Regions from separate parts of the Homo sapiens genome. Here regions 1 and 3 are each linked to region 2. Evidence: chromatin contacts called from ENCODE Hi-C or POLR2A ChIA-PET data. All regions are on one chromosome and are shown on one strand. The core of a region is the stretch at or near the end of the contact, and the rest is flanking DNA. Distances in the headings are between cores, read along the strand shown.

Region 1 (3,775 bases), core at 584-3,083, 7.4 Mb after region 2:
CATGTTCCTGGAGAGAACTTAGTATCCCATCCCACATTGTTTCGCGATTTAACATTAACATTTATACAAAAGTTACTAATTAGAACAAAAGTTATTGATTAGAATTAACTTATTAGAAAAACCTGGACAAACATACCCTAAAGTGCAGCCAGGTGATCACTCTTCTTGATCACCTATGTAATGTCTCATAGAGTACTCTGGTGTGAATAGCAATTTCCAAAGGTCTTTCACTTTGCATTTTTCTTTGTATCCAGAATCGATAAAGTTACCAGGACTATTTCACAGTAATTAGACTTACAAAATCTTAACACTAAATAGACGCTAAGGCTATACATTCTTCCAATGTCTCAAGTCTATTGCTGGCCATCAGGAGCACCTGGATACGTAGAACATAAGAAAGTTTGCGAAAAAGGAATCAAAGCAACAGGAGGAGTCTGGTTTGAACGGTTATTTCAACCAAATTACATTAAGGACTGCTAACTGTTTTCTGCCCCACAAAAATACCCTTTGTAAATGTTTCCAAACTATAACACAGGTCCTCCTGGAGCAACGGCTAGATAAATTAACAAACTTTTAGACTTTACGCTCCCCTTTTCCAAACTCCAAGTCGACCACTCCCCATTTGTTAACAGAAACTTACTATAACTGATTAGATTTCTAACCTTTCCTAGGGAGAGCCAGTTCAATTCTAAAAGGGTTGGTCACATGGGTTGCTAAATTAAAATATAAAGCATTTCCTAACAGGGAAGGGAGGCTGGTCAATTGTGGTTATTTTTATCAGTAACTTTAAATATGGATCCATAGATTATCAATTTATGGCTGTCGTGGGTGTTAGAAGATGACCTAATCCCATCCCCATTTTCATTTAAAAAACTGAAACTAAAGCTCTGTAAAATCAAATGATTTAAAATCATCTGACTAGGCCGAGAAAGGATTAGCTCTCTAGAGCATTACGGTAACAATCATTCGCAAACAGGTAGCATTATCTGGCGACCCTGCTTTTCTGGAAATCTTGTCAATTATTCAGTTCCTTAAATTCCGTCAGCTACAACAGATGCATCAGCTCTTTCCACACTAACTTGAAAGAAGCACATTAGAAAATAGTCCTGACTTGTTTCTTGAGATCAGTAACTAATGAACTGACCTCCACCAGTCCTGCCTCAGGTCGTTAATGGTAAAAATTCTGTATGTCAGCCGCGTTTTGAGGCCTGTCCAAGGTGCTTGTGAGTCCCACATGTTGGAGTCGCAGGGCTTTTCAGTACATGCCCTCAGGCAGGCGGCGCAGTCACAGACACTGGTCCCCGGCATTTGGAAACAGGAAAGATGGTCCGAGGGGCCGAGGAGTTTTTCTTGCAACCTTTAAATTACAAGCAAGAAAAACGTGGGTTTTATTTCGGGCACAGGAATAGAATGAATTCTGAAATGGAGAACTAGAGGCCTGCGTGGGGAATGAGGGACAAGCGCGAGAAGAAAGGGAAAGGCCTTTCTCTCTGGTGACGCGCGATCACAAGGCGTTCCCTCTACGTGGACGCTCACCATTGGCGGAGACCGCACTGACGTCCCGGAACTCGCCCTGACGCGAACGGCGGCAAAGGCCCTCTTCCCCTGAAAGCTGGCGAGGCGCGCGCGCTCCCGCGGCACGCCGCGCCTCCGCCCTCCGCCCGCCAACCCGCTGGTCCAGTCCCTCTTCGCGCCCGCTTGGCTCCGCCCCCTTCCCAATTCGCTCCTCCCCCAACAGACTGGCGGCGCGCGGAAAACGCGTCACGTGACGACTGGCCCCGCCTCTTCCTCTCGGTCCCATATTGAACTCGAGTTGGAAGAGGCGAGTCCGGTCTCAAAATGGAGGTAAAACCGCCGCCCGGTCGCCCCCAGCCCGACTCCGGCCGTCGCCGTCGCCGCCGGGGGGAGGAGGTATTAGGGGGAGAGCGGGGGGTTGGTGGGGAATGGCCGGCGTTGGGGGCCTGGTTCGGTGGGAGCGGGGAGGCCGGGTGGACCGGGTCGGCCGTCCCGCGCTCTTGCGTTGAGACAGGCTGTGGGAGGGGGAGGGGAGCGAGAGTTGGAGACCTCCTTGGGGCCCCTCGCCCGCCTCGCCTTCACCTTCGGCTGCACAGGCGGCCCCTTGGAGGCGCGGCTTGGTCGGGGAGGCCTCGGGAGGGAAGCCGGCCTGCCGGCTGCGCGGCCTCCGAAGCGAGGCCGAGGGCGGCATGGCGGGCCCCGGCGGGAGCGGTTGGGAGGAGGTGGTGGGGGAGGGGAGGGGACGAGCAGGCACATCCGGGCGAGCGAGCAAGCGGGCGGCGGCCACATTGACATTGATCCGCCGCCGCGTTACGAAATGGCGCATTGGCCCGCAATGGCCGCCGCCTCGCTCTGCCGCCGGGAAAGCGAGCCTGGGATTGGAGGGAAGAGGGCGGAGGCGGCCCGGCAGAAAAAGCCGCAAATGGCCTCGAAGCATGGGGAGGTAGTGCTTTCGCTGAAGTTCTGCCGACGCTTTTCTAGGCCTTTTACGGGTCCTCTCCGCGAGAAGTCGATAATTGGCCTTTTCTTTTTTTCGCAGCATCCTGTTGGAAATACGAGATTGTTAAAAACTTTGCTGCTTTAAAATACTTCCTGATATATTTTTGCTAAAGTACTTACATTACACTTCTTAAACCGCCATGTGGGCGAAGGACTTAATTTTTGAGAATTTGAGTGTAGATGTGAAAAACAACCCAGCCAGCTCCTTCCCGGCTCCGGCCGCTGAGGAGGGTGGGTGGAGAAGAATTTGAGTATAGTATGTTAAGGAAGAATTTAGAAATGTTTTTTATCTTCATGTTTTCCCATTCTTTGAGTCGGCTCTGGTTGTAGTTTCCTGGAATTTTATTTAGAGGACTGCAACCAGAGTTGAAATTTTCACGTTTTTGCAGTACATTTAATGTGGATCCTAAATATTTTTGTCGATTTCGTTATTGTCAATCGAATACATTTATCCAAGACTTGAAAAGATGAGATTACATGAATTAATGCTTTAGGCTATTAACGTTTTTTTCTAGCATGTGACAATCTCTTCACATTAAACGGTTTAACATCTCTACCTCTAGGAGACACAGGAAGACATTAGAATGTAAATGTGAGCCCCTTATTTAAGAACTTCGGGTGAAGGAAACCTTAATGCATGCATTAAATGACAGTTCATGCAATGTGTTAAAAAGTCTTGACTAAAGTATAAAACAATTTCAAGACATCTTAATTCTTAAAAATCTCAATTTTTGTTTTGCTGTACTCCGTTCTTATAGTCAGACAATACATACCATTCCTAATGTAAGTCCAACTTGCCAGTTAGTTGTGACTCTTAAAATTGAGTTGTAAATTGCAGATTTTTGCAGCATATAACAAACATGGGTTATAGAAAGCTATTTGATCGGCTTTTTTTTTTCCTCAGTTTTTTTGGGAAATGCTGGTTTGGCTTAGGAATGCCTGTTTTAAATTAATTTGCTTGAAAGCAGTGAGTTTCTGTAAGTTTGACATTCAGAACTTTTAGATTGTTCTTCATCACAGTTTTGAGTTTAAATGTATGGGCCGGGCGCTGTGGCTCACGCCTGTAATTCTAGCACTTTGGGAGGCCGAGGCGGGCGGATCACGAGGTCAGGAGATCGAGACCATTCTGGCTAACACGGTGAAACCCCGTCTCTACTAAAAATACAAAAAGTTAGCTGGGCGCGGTGGCGGGCGCCCGTAGTCCCAGCTACTCGGGAGGCTGAGGCAGGAAAATGGCGTGAACCCGGGAGGCGGAGGTTGC
Region 2 (3,893 bases), core at 297-2,796:
AGACCAGCCTGGGCAACATAAGGAGACCCTGTCTCTACTAAAAATACAAAAATTAGCTGGGTCTGATGACGCGAGCCTGTGGTCCCAGCTGCTCGGGTGGCTGGGGTGGGAAAATCGCTTGAGCCCGGGAGGCAAAGCTTCCAGTGATCTGAAATTGCGCCACTGCACTCCAGTCTGGTCGACAGTGAGACCCTGTCTCAAAAAAAAAAAAAAAAAAAAGAAAGAAGAAAAGAAAGAGAAAGAGAAAGGTGGCCTACGAAAAGAATGGTTGGATGCTTAGTAATGGGGGAAGCTTTATTATTTTTTCAATTATTTTTAAGACAGGAGGAGACAAATTCTGACAAGAATTGAGCTAATAGAAAGAGAGGGGTTAAAAATGCAAGAGGATATTGGATGGAGTTGGGATCCTGAGAAGGCAGGATCCAGTGGTTAAGTAAAAGGATTGCAGGATTGCGTTTAAGCCTGTGGATGGACACCTCTTTGCATTATTATAGGAAGAAGAAAAAGAGTGAATGGACGATGACGAAGTAGAGAAGTGTCTGAGGCTGCTACTTCTAGGAATAGCAGAATTCAAAGTTATCTGTTATGAGAATCAAATGAGTTAAAACATACAAAGTTTTAGCATGTAAAGTTAATACATAAAGTTTTATTTAGTTTATAATTTAGTGATTCGTAAAATTATTGAGCAAATTTAACTTATCACTGTTATATGATGATCGTGACATACTTAACTCATGTAGAAGACCAGGAATAACCTGTTTTAATTATGTTTCATTCATTTCAAACACAAGGTTATGGATTGGAAACACTCCTGTTCTTCTTTGTTGTTGTTGTTGTTGTTGTTGTTTTTAGAGACGGAGTCTCGCTTTGTCACCCAGGCTGGAGTGCAGTGGCGCGATCTCGGCTCACTACAACCCCCGCCTCCTGGGTTCAAGTGATTCTCCTGCCTCAGCCTCCGGAGTAGCTGGGATTACAGGCGTGCGCCACCATGCCCGGCTAATTTTTGTATTTTTAGTAGAGACAGGGTTTCACCATGTCAGCCAGGCTGATCTCAAACTCCTCACCTCAAGTAATCCGCCTGCCTCGGCCTCCCAAAGTGCTGGGATTACAGGCGTGAGCCACCGCGCCTGGCCTTCTGTTCTTCTTTGGATTGCTTTTCCTACAGTTTTTGTTTTCCTTAAGTTGGGGTTTCATTCTGTCGCCCGCTGGACTTTGATAACAGTAGGAATGTACATCTCAGACAAAATGCAGATGCCTAAAGTACATCTGAAAGATGATGTGAATAATTCCTGTAGTCTATGCAAATAAAGAAATAATTGCCCTTATTAAAGATTTCCTATAAGGTGAGTACTTTATTTCAGTAGCTCTTAACTTAGAAAGTTGGGAGCCTAGCTTGGTCCACAGGCGCCCAGGAGAGAGGGGCGGGAGGAAGGCTCTGCAGCCCGAGGGGGCGTGTGTAGGGGCGGGGCTGCGGGCGGAGGAGCGCGGACGCTCCGGGTATCGCGAGAGTTGGGCGGGCCGAGCAATCGCAGCAGTCTATTCCCTCACTCTCCCTGGAGGAGCCGCTGGCCCTGGACTCTCCAAATTCTGAGCTCTCATCATGGCGGCGGCGGCCGCGGCGGCCGTCGGGGGCCAGCAGCCGTCACAGCCCGAGCTGCCCGCGCCGGGGCTGGCCCTAGACAAGGCGGCCACCGCCGCGCACCTCAAGGCGGCCCTCAGCCGGCCGGACAACCGCGCAGGTGCTGAGGAGCTGCAGGCGCTGCTGGAGCGGGTGCTGAGCGCCGAGCGGCCGCTGGCCGCGGCTGCCGGCGGCGAGGACGCGGCGGCGGCCGGAGGCGGGGGCGGTCCGGGGGCGGCCGAGGAGGAGGCCCTGGAGTGGTGTAAGTGCCTTCTGGCGGGCGGCGGCGGCTACGACGAGTTCTGCGCGGCGGTGCGGGCCTACGATCCCGCGGCGCTCTGCGGCCTGGTCTGGACAGCCAACTTCGTGGCCTACCGCTGCCGGACGTGCGGCATCTCGCCCTGCATGTCGCTGTGCGCCGAGTGCTTCCACCAGGGCGACCACACCGGACACGACTTCAACATGTTCCGCAGCCAGGCCGGGGGCGCCTGCGACTGCGGGGACAGCAACGTGATGCGGGAGAGCGGGTGAGTGGAGCCCTCCCCGCGGGCGAGGCGACCCTGGGCCGGGGACGTCGCGGGAGGGCCTGGAGCGGAGCACTGGGAGCCCACTCTGAGCTGTCAAGGGGAGGGTGCGGGGGAGGGTGCAGCCACAGGGGGATGGAGGTGACTGAGCTGTCAGCGGTGGAAAGGGGGTGGGGAGGAGAAGGAGGGGAGAGGAGAGCGGAGAGCATGTTTAGGAAACCGGGCTGTGAATTTTGGGGAAGCCAGGGTGGGTAAATGATAGCGAGAAAAGAGCCAGTGTATGGGGTAGGAGGGGAGTGAGGGGAAATGATTTTTGGGGAAGCTCGTGTCGAGCTGTCAAGTGTGTACTTGTTGGGAAAGGCTGTAAAGCCTGGTTCTTGGGAAGAGACTTAGGTTGTGATTTGGATTGGCTGGGAGGGGATGTTATTGGGGACCGTATTGGCTCGCGGGATGATGAGAGCTGGGGAGGTGGTCTTGTACGTGCAGGGAAGGACGCTTGAGGAAAAGGTCTTCTGAACTGCCAGTGTGTCTGTCACTGTGAGAGAAGGAGCTCTTGAGGGTTGAGGGAGGAGGGAAGGGGAGGGGCCTGCATGAAAAGTGACTGTTGAGCTGTCAGTGGATTATTTGGTATGCTGGAATGACATTTAGAATTGGGCTACTGAGCAGTCAGTTACAGAATACCCTCCATACCAGGAGAACAAACAAAATACTGAGCGAACCAGGAATCAAGTGTTAGGTCTTCTCCAGTTAAGGGCACTTTGTTCACTCACTGATACGTGAACCTCTGTCTAAAAGGAGACAACAAATGCCCTTTTGACAGAAGCGATGCATCAGATGTTGGGACTTATGAGAAAAGACATTTCAGAGTTTGCAGTGAGTTACAGAGAGTTGGTACATGTAGGGTCGTGGCTTGGAACATGATGTCAATGTCAGGGACAGTCTGAGAAAAAAGGAAAAAGTGAAAGGGGCGATTTTGGATGGGCAGTAGTTGAAAGAATATTAGCAACTACAGGTTGCTATCAGTTATTAAACTTCTTCAATTTTCAGGTCTTAGGATTAATGACAGAGTACAATCTTTTTATAAATGGTCACCTTTTTCTTCGGAGTACTTGTAAGGTTACTGTTACTCCAAAATGTTTGTACCTACTATGTGCAAGCAAGGCTTCTTGGATATTAAAAATGAATGAAACATTGACCAACCCCTTACTCTACTTGCACTGGAGTAGAAAGTAATAAATTCCTTAAACAATAACTTGGTAGCTAGAGGAGGGAGATGAGGTTTCTGTGCAGAGGGAGTAAGAAAAAGTCTTCAGAAAGGAGGTATTTTGAATTTGCTAATAATAATAACAACATAATTGCAGCTAACATTTGAGTTTTTTTTTTTTTTTTTTGAGACGGAGTTTCTCTCTTGTTGCCCAAGCTGGAGTGCAATGGCGCGACCTCGGCTCACTGAAACCTCCGCCCCCTGGGTTCAAGCGATTCTCCTGCCTCAGCCTCCCAAGTAGCTGGGATTACAGTCATGCACTACCACGCCTGGCTAATTTTGTATTTTTTTAGTAGAGACAGGGTTTCTCCATGTCGGTCAGGCTAGTCCCGAACTCCCGACCTCAGGTGATCCGCCCGCGTCGGCCTCCCAAGTGCTGGGATTACAGGCGTGAGCCACCGCGCCCGGCCAACATTTGAGTTCTTGAACTGTATGTCTGATACTTTAAAAGTACTTTTTAAAATTTAATATTTGAATAGGTAAAATA
Region 3 (3,852 bases), core at 174-2,673, 5.3 Mb after region 2:
AGAAAGTCAGTTTTTGTTCTGATTTTAAATGTATATCTTAAATGCATGCATTGTGACCGTCTCCATAATTTAAAACCTCTAAGAAATTTAAACTTTCACATTATAATTTAGGGATTAGTCAATCCCTTAGTACCAGTTAAATAATAGCCAGGAAAGCATTAGAAAACCTGAAGGTACATGTAAAGAAATGCTTTACATCACTATTTAAAATAGGTGTTGAATTTTAAGAGAAACATTTCTTTCACTAAAATTTCTGATGCCTAAGGTCCATCAGGAGTAATCTCTTTTACTCCATGATATTCACAGTAGTTTTGCTCTTGGCCTCACCAGTTTTAAGACTCTCCATTAAAGAAAGCCAATTTTATACTACCTAGGGGCACAAAAATAGTTCCCAGCTCCTCCTCTCTTTTTCCTCCTAGGTTCGGTTAAACGAGCGAACATAGAAAACACGTACACACACTCCCTTTCGGCCCTGGTCCCTAGGGCATTGATGAAAAGCAAATTATTTCTTTACATACGCTCTGCTGTCCACCCAGAGATTTAAAAAAAAAAAAATAAGGGAAAATACCAGAATCAGTCTGCACCCACACCTAAGCCCCGCCCCACCGGGAAAAAGCTGGGGGTAGCGGGATTGTGAGGGTGGCGGAAAGGACGGAAAAGGCCGAGACTTCCAGCTCCTAGGTTCTCCACACCATTCTTTCCTTCAAGCTGCACCGCAGCCAGGGACCCTGATTCTATTTTCAGCCGCGCCTCCCGATCCTCCTCCCCGCCACCATCACCAATACACGGTCCTCAATCGCTTGAATACTGGGTGGGGAGACCAGAGTGGGCCCTCTCCCCGCCCAACCCAAGGACTGTGGGTGGGAGAGGTCTCCCTGCGCACACGGCTGACTCGACGCGCGCCCCGAGGACCTCTGAACTGACCCAAGTAGGGTGAAGATAATTCGGAGGGAGGGGTCTAAGAGGGAGCCGTTATTCCTTTTTCCTCTGCCTTAGGAAAGCGCGCGAGAGGGAGGGGCCGGAACAACGAACGCTGGTTACCTAACGGTCCGGCCCAGCCAGTCAGGTTCCCAAAGCCCACACCGCGCGGGCCGCCGAGGTGGCAGCACAGCCACAATCGCCCCAAGGGCTAAGGAGCACGTCAGGAGCACCCGAGGTGATGGGAAACGGGGGGTGGGGACTGTGCTGAGCGACGTCGCCATGTTAGCGCCTTCTTTCTCCGTATCCCTACAGTCTCCAGCCCTGCTGACCTCTGCCCATCGTTACTCACCTTTCCAGGTCACTAGTTCATGATCCTTTCGGTCACCCGCGAGCCCTGAGCACAGCCGTGTTTACAAAGCACCCCTGGAGGAAAAGGCTGAACGGCACTTTAAAGGCCACGGGCTCCCACAGGCTTCCGTCCTCTCTCGCGAGATCGGACTGACAACCCCCGCCCGCTCGCCCCGCTCCCGGCATCCCCACCTTCCTTCTGGCGCCCCTCCCCTTCACCCACACGCCCCTTCTTGCCTTCCTTCTGAGGGAGCGCCTCCGAGTCAGGTGATTCCGTCAGGCTTAAGGAGAAGAAGGCGGGTCTTCGGCAGGGCGGGTAGAGGGGACGGGCATCAAAGAGCACTCGGGCGCTCATGATTGGACAAGGAGCCCGAAGGGCGGGAAGCAGTTCTGGAGGGGGCGGGACCAGAGGGCCCAAGGAGCGTTACTTCTGTAAACCCGGAGCTGTGGAAGACTGTGATTGGCTGTCGGCTGGAGGAGGGCGCGGGTGCAGGCGGCGGTGAAGGGCTAGGCAGGGCTTTGGCGGTGTGAGGGGAGGAAAGGTGGTGAGCTCCGGAAAGGCTGCTAGAGGGAAAGCAGGATGGGTCCTCCGAGCCCAGCCCCAGGAGCCGGGTGTCTCCGTTTCCGTCACTTCCCAGCACTAGGTAGGGAGGTGGGTAAAAGTAGGCTGCGTTCCTCAGCCCACCCCTTGGCTCCCCGGGAGCCTGAGGCGGGGAGCTTCGGGTTAGGTGAGGTTTGGGGGAGGCGGAGTTTGCTGGTAATTGCCCATCCCTCCCCTCCAAAAAACCCCACACAACTTAAAGATTTTAATATTAACTGTAAGGATGTTGGTTATTCAATAAATAGGCACAAGTTGAAAAGTATGATCAGAGGCCTCTGTGAGAATTTACATTATTCAATAAAAGATTTTCAGTGTCTTATTTTTTCCATTTATTAAATACTGATTTCTAGTCTGGAACAAAATTATGAACTAGTTTATATATTAACATAAAATACACTCTCAAAATTGTTGAAAGGTTTTGGGGGATAGTATGAGAGTTAATGAGCCTGAAGTTCAAGAATGATATCTGGCATAAAAGTGAAATTGTAATGGCATTGACATTTTAACAGGTAGGTCTCTGGACCGCATACATGTGTATAAGCCAACTCAGTCCTCTTTTAAAACTAATTTTAGTTAAGAAACATTAAGCCAAATTATTAACACTTTCCTACTTAAAATGAAAGTACCGTCCCCATATAGTAACAGTAATGTAGTAGTGCCATTGTAGTGTAACACTAATTATGTCAGCAAAACCTCACAGTTCAGATTACTCATGATGGAAATGGTGGACAAAATGTTTGATTGACATCACAATTGTTAGGTCTAGAACGCATTGATTAAATAGATGCTTCTCTCTCCATCTCCCAAAACAACTAATGTGAGAAAAAGAACTGCAAATGTTACGACATTTCAAAAGAAGTTTGGGTCAATTAGAATAGATTTTTTTAAAAAAATTGTTTTTCCATTTGAAATTTTTTCCAGTGTTGATTCAATTGGGCAGTAGCTTTGGTTTTAAATTTCTCATTGCTACTTCTCCAGTCTGTTGTCAAGCAGTTAGTTATCTACATGATGCATTCGAGAAACACATTATTTTAAAGAAAGTCTTTCAGTTCTTTTTAGACAAGAGAAGAACTGTTTAGTGATATGAACAGTACTCTGATCTGTTTTGATAATTCAGTTTTAGCTAATTTTCTAAAGAGAGGGTATACCTAAAGTGAGAAAAAAAAATAAGATAGGCGCAGGAAACAGGTGGAAACTATGCCGATCTGTTATATATGCATTTTGGCAGCCCGGCATTTAACAAAGGGTCTCACTTTATCCACATATTTCTAGTTCCACAGCAGTTTGTTTACTATAGTTTTTCTACAAGTGGGGAAAACATTCAGCATTGTCAAAATGAATGTAGTTACCATATTCAGGTCTGATTCCATGAACTTGTCTCACTACTTATTCATATCCTCATAAAATGCCACCCTTTTCCATCTTTGTTCTCACTTTTGCATTCCTCAATATCCCCAAGAGTCCTAAAATTCTTTACAGTCTTCTCTTTACAAACGCAGGAAACTTCTTGTAGACCTCTTCTTTGCCTGTCTTGTTCCATGATGCATCTACCCAACTTAGTTCTAAGAGAATTAGTGAGGGTCTAGTGAATCTCCTTTAAGAACCCAGCATAACTGCTAAATAAAACTAATATTCCTTAGATACAAAATGAGGCTATTTGAAGAAAATGCATTTCTGTCATGAAAATGTTAATAAATATCACAAGAAACAATGATGGTCTCTAAGTGCCCTCAAAATCTTACAAATGCCACACAATGTGGTATTTCCACCTTAGTATGATAGGGCTGCTAATCCATAATCTGTTAAAACTGCTCACAAAAATTCTAAAACGTGTGTGTGTGTGTGTGTGTATGTATGTATGTATATATATGTGTATATATGTGTGTGTGTGTGTGTGTGTGTGTATATATATATCTGTTCTCACGCTGCTAATAAAGATATACCCGAGACTGGGTAATTTATAAAGGAAAGAGGTTTAATTG

What was found. Hi-C counts contacts between places; a loop is a spot of excess contacts on that map. ChIA-PET counts read pairs that join two places held with the same protein, here RNA polymerase II (POLR2A). Pooled maps may share reads with other maps.
Region 1: a pooled map shows a loop between it and region 2 (12-fold over the local background). The contact joins the promoter of HNRNPA3 here to the promoter of UBR3 in region 2. A Hi-C loop is called at or near these places in 1 of 37 single-sample maps with no recorded cell type and 7 of 50 pooled maps. POLR2A ChIA-PET finds 5 or more read pairs at or near these places in 1 of 52 experiments (activated B cell).
Region 3: a map of naive thymus-derived CD4-positive, alpha-beta T cell shows a loop between it and region 2 (20-fold over the local background). The contact joins the promoter of ATF2 here to the promoter of UBR3 in region 2. A Hi-C loop is called at or near these places in 2 of 168 maps with a recorded cell type or tissue (CD4-positive, alpha-beta memory T cell and naive thymus-derived CD4-positive, alpha-beta T cell) and 9 of 50 pooled maps. POLR2A ChIA-PET finds 5 or more read pairs at or near these places in 1 of 52 experiments (activated T-cell).

What each region holds. Positions count from the first base shown.
Region 1 is chr2:177,210,961-177,214,735 of GRCh38, forward strand. It overlaps HNRNPA3 (heterogeneous nuclear ribonucleoprotein A3), which reads left to right and starts at 1,834. Exons shown (of 11, transcript NM_194247.4): 1 at 1,834-1,911. The coding sequence starts at 1,840. It overlaps MIR4444-1 (microRNA 4444-1), which reads left to right and starts at 1,766; the gene lies at 1,766-1,839. LOC105373759 (a long non-coding RNA gene) reads right to left here and starts at 1,451. Exons shown (of 1, transcript NR_157853.1): 1 at 435-1,451. RefSeq lists silencers at 1,472-2,261, 3,667-3,736 and an enhancer at 1,801-2,472.
Region 2 is chr2:169,825,908-169,829,800 of GRCh38, forward strand. It overlaps UBR3 (ubiquitin protein ligase E3 component n-recognin 3), which reads left to right and starts at 1,547. Exons shown (of 39, transcript NM_172070.4): 1 at 1,547-2,145. The coding sequence starts at 1,601. RefSeq lists silencers at 1,341-1,900, 2,161-2,290 and enhancers at 3,308-3,809, 3,810-3,893.
Region 3 is chr2:175,166,780-175,170,631 of GRCh38, forward strand. ATF2 (activating transcription factor 2) reads right to left here and starts at 1,424. Exons shown (of 14, transcript NM_001880.4): 1 at 1,271-1,424. MIR933 (microRNA 933) reads right to left here and starts at 930; the gene lies at 854-930. RefSeq lists a silencer at 1,373-1,442.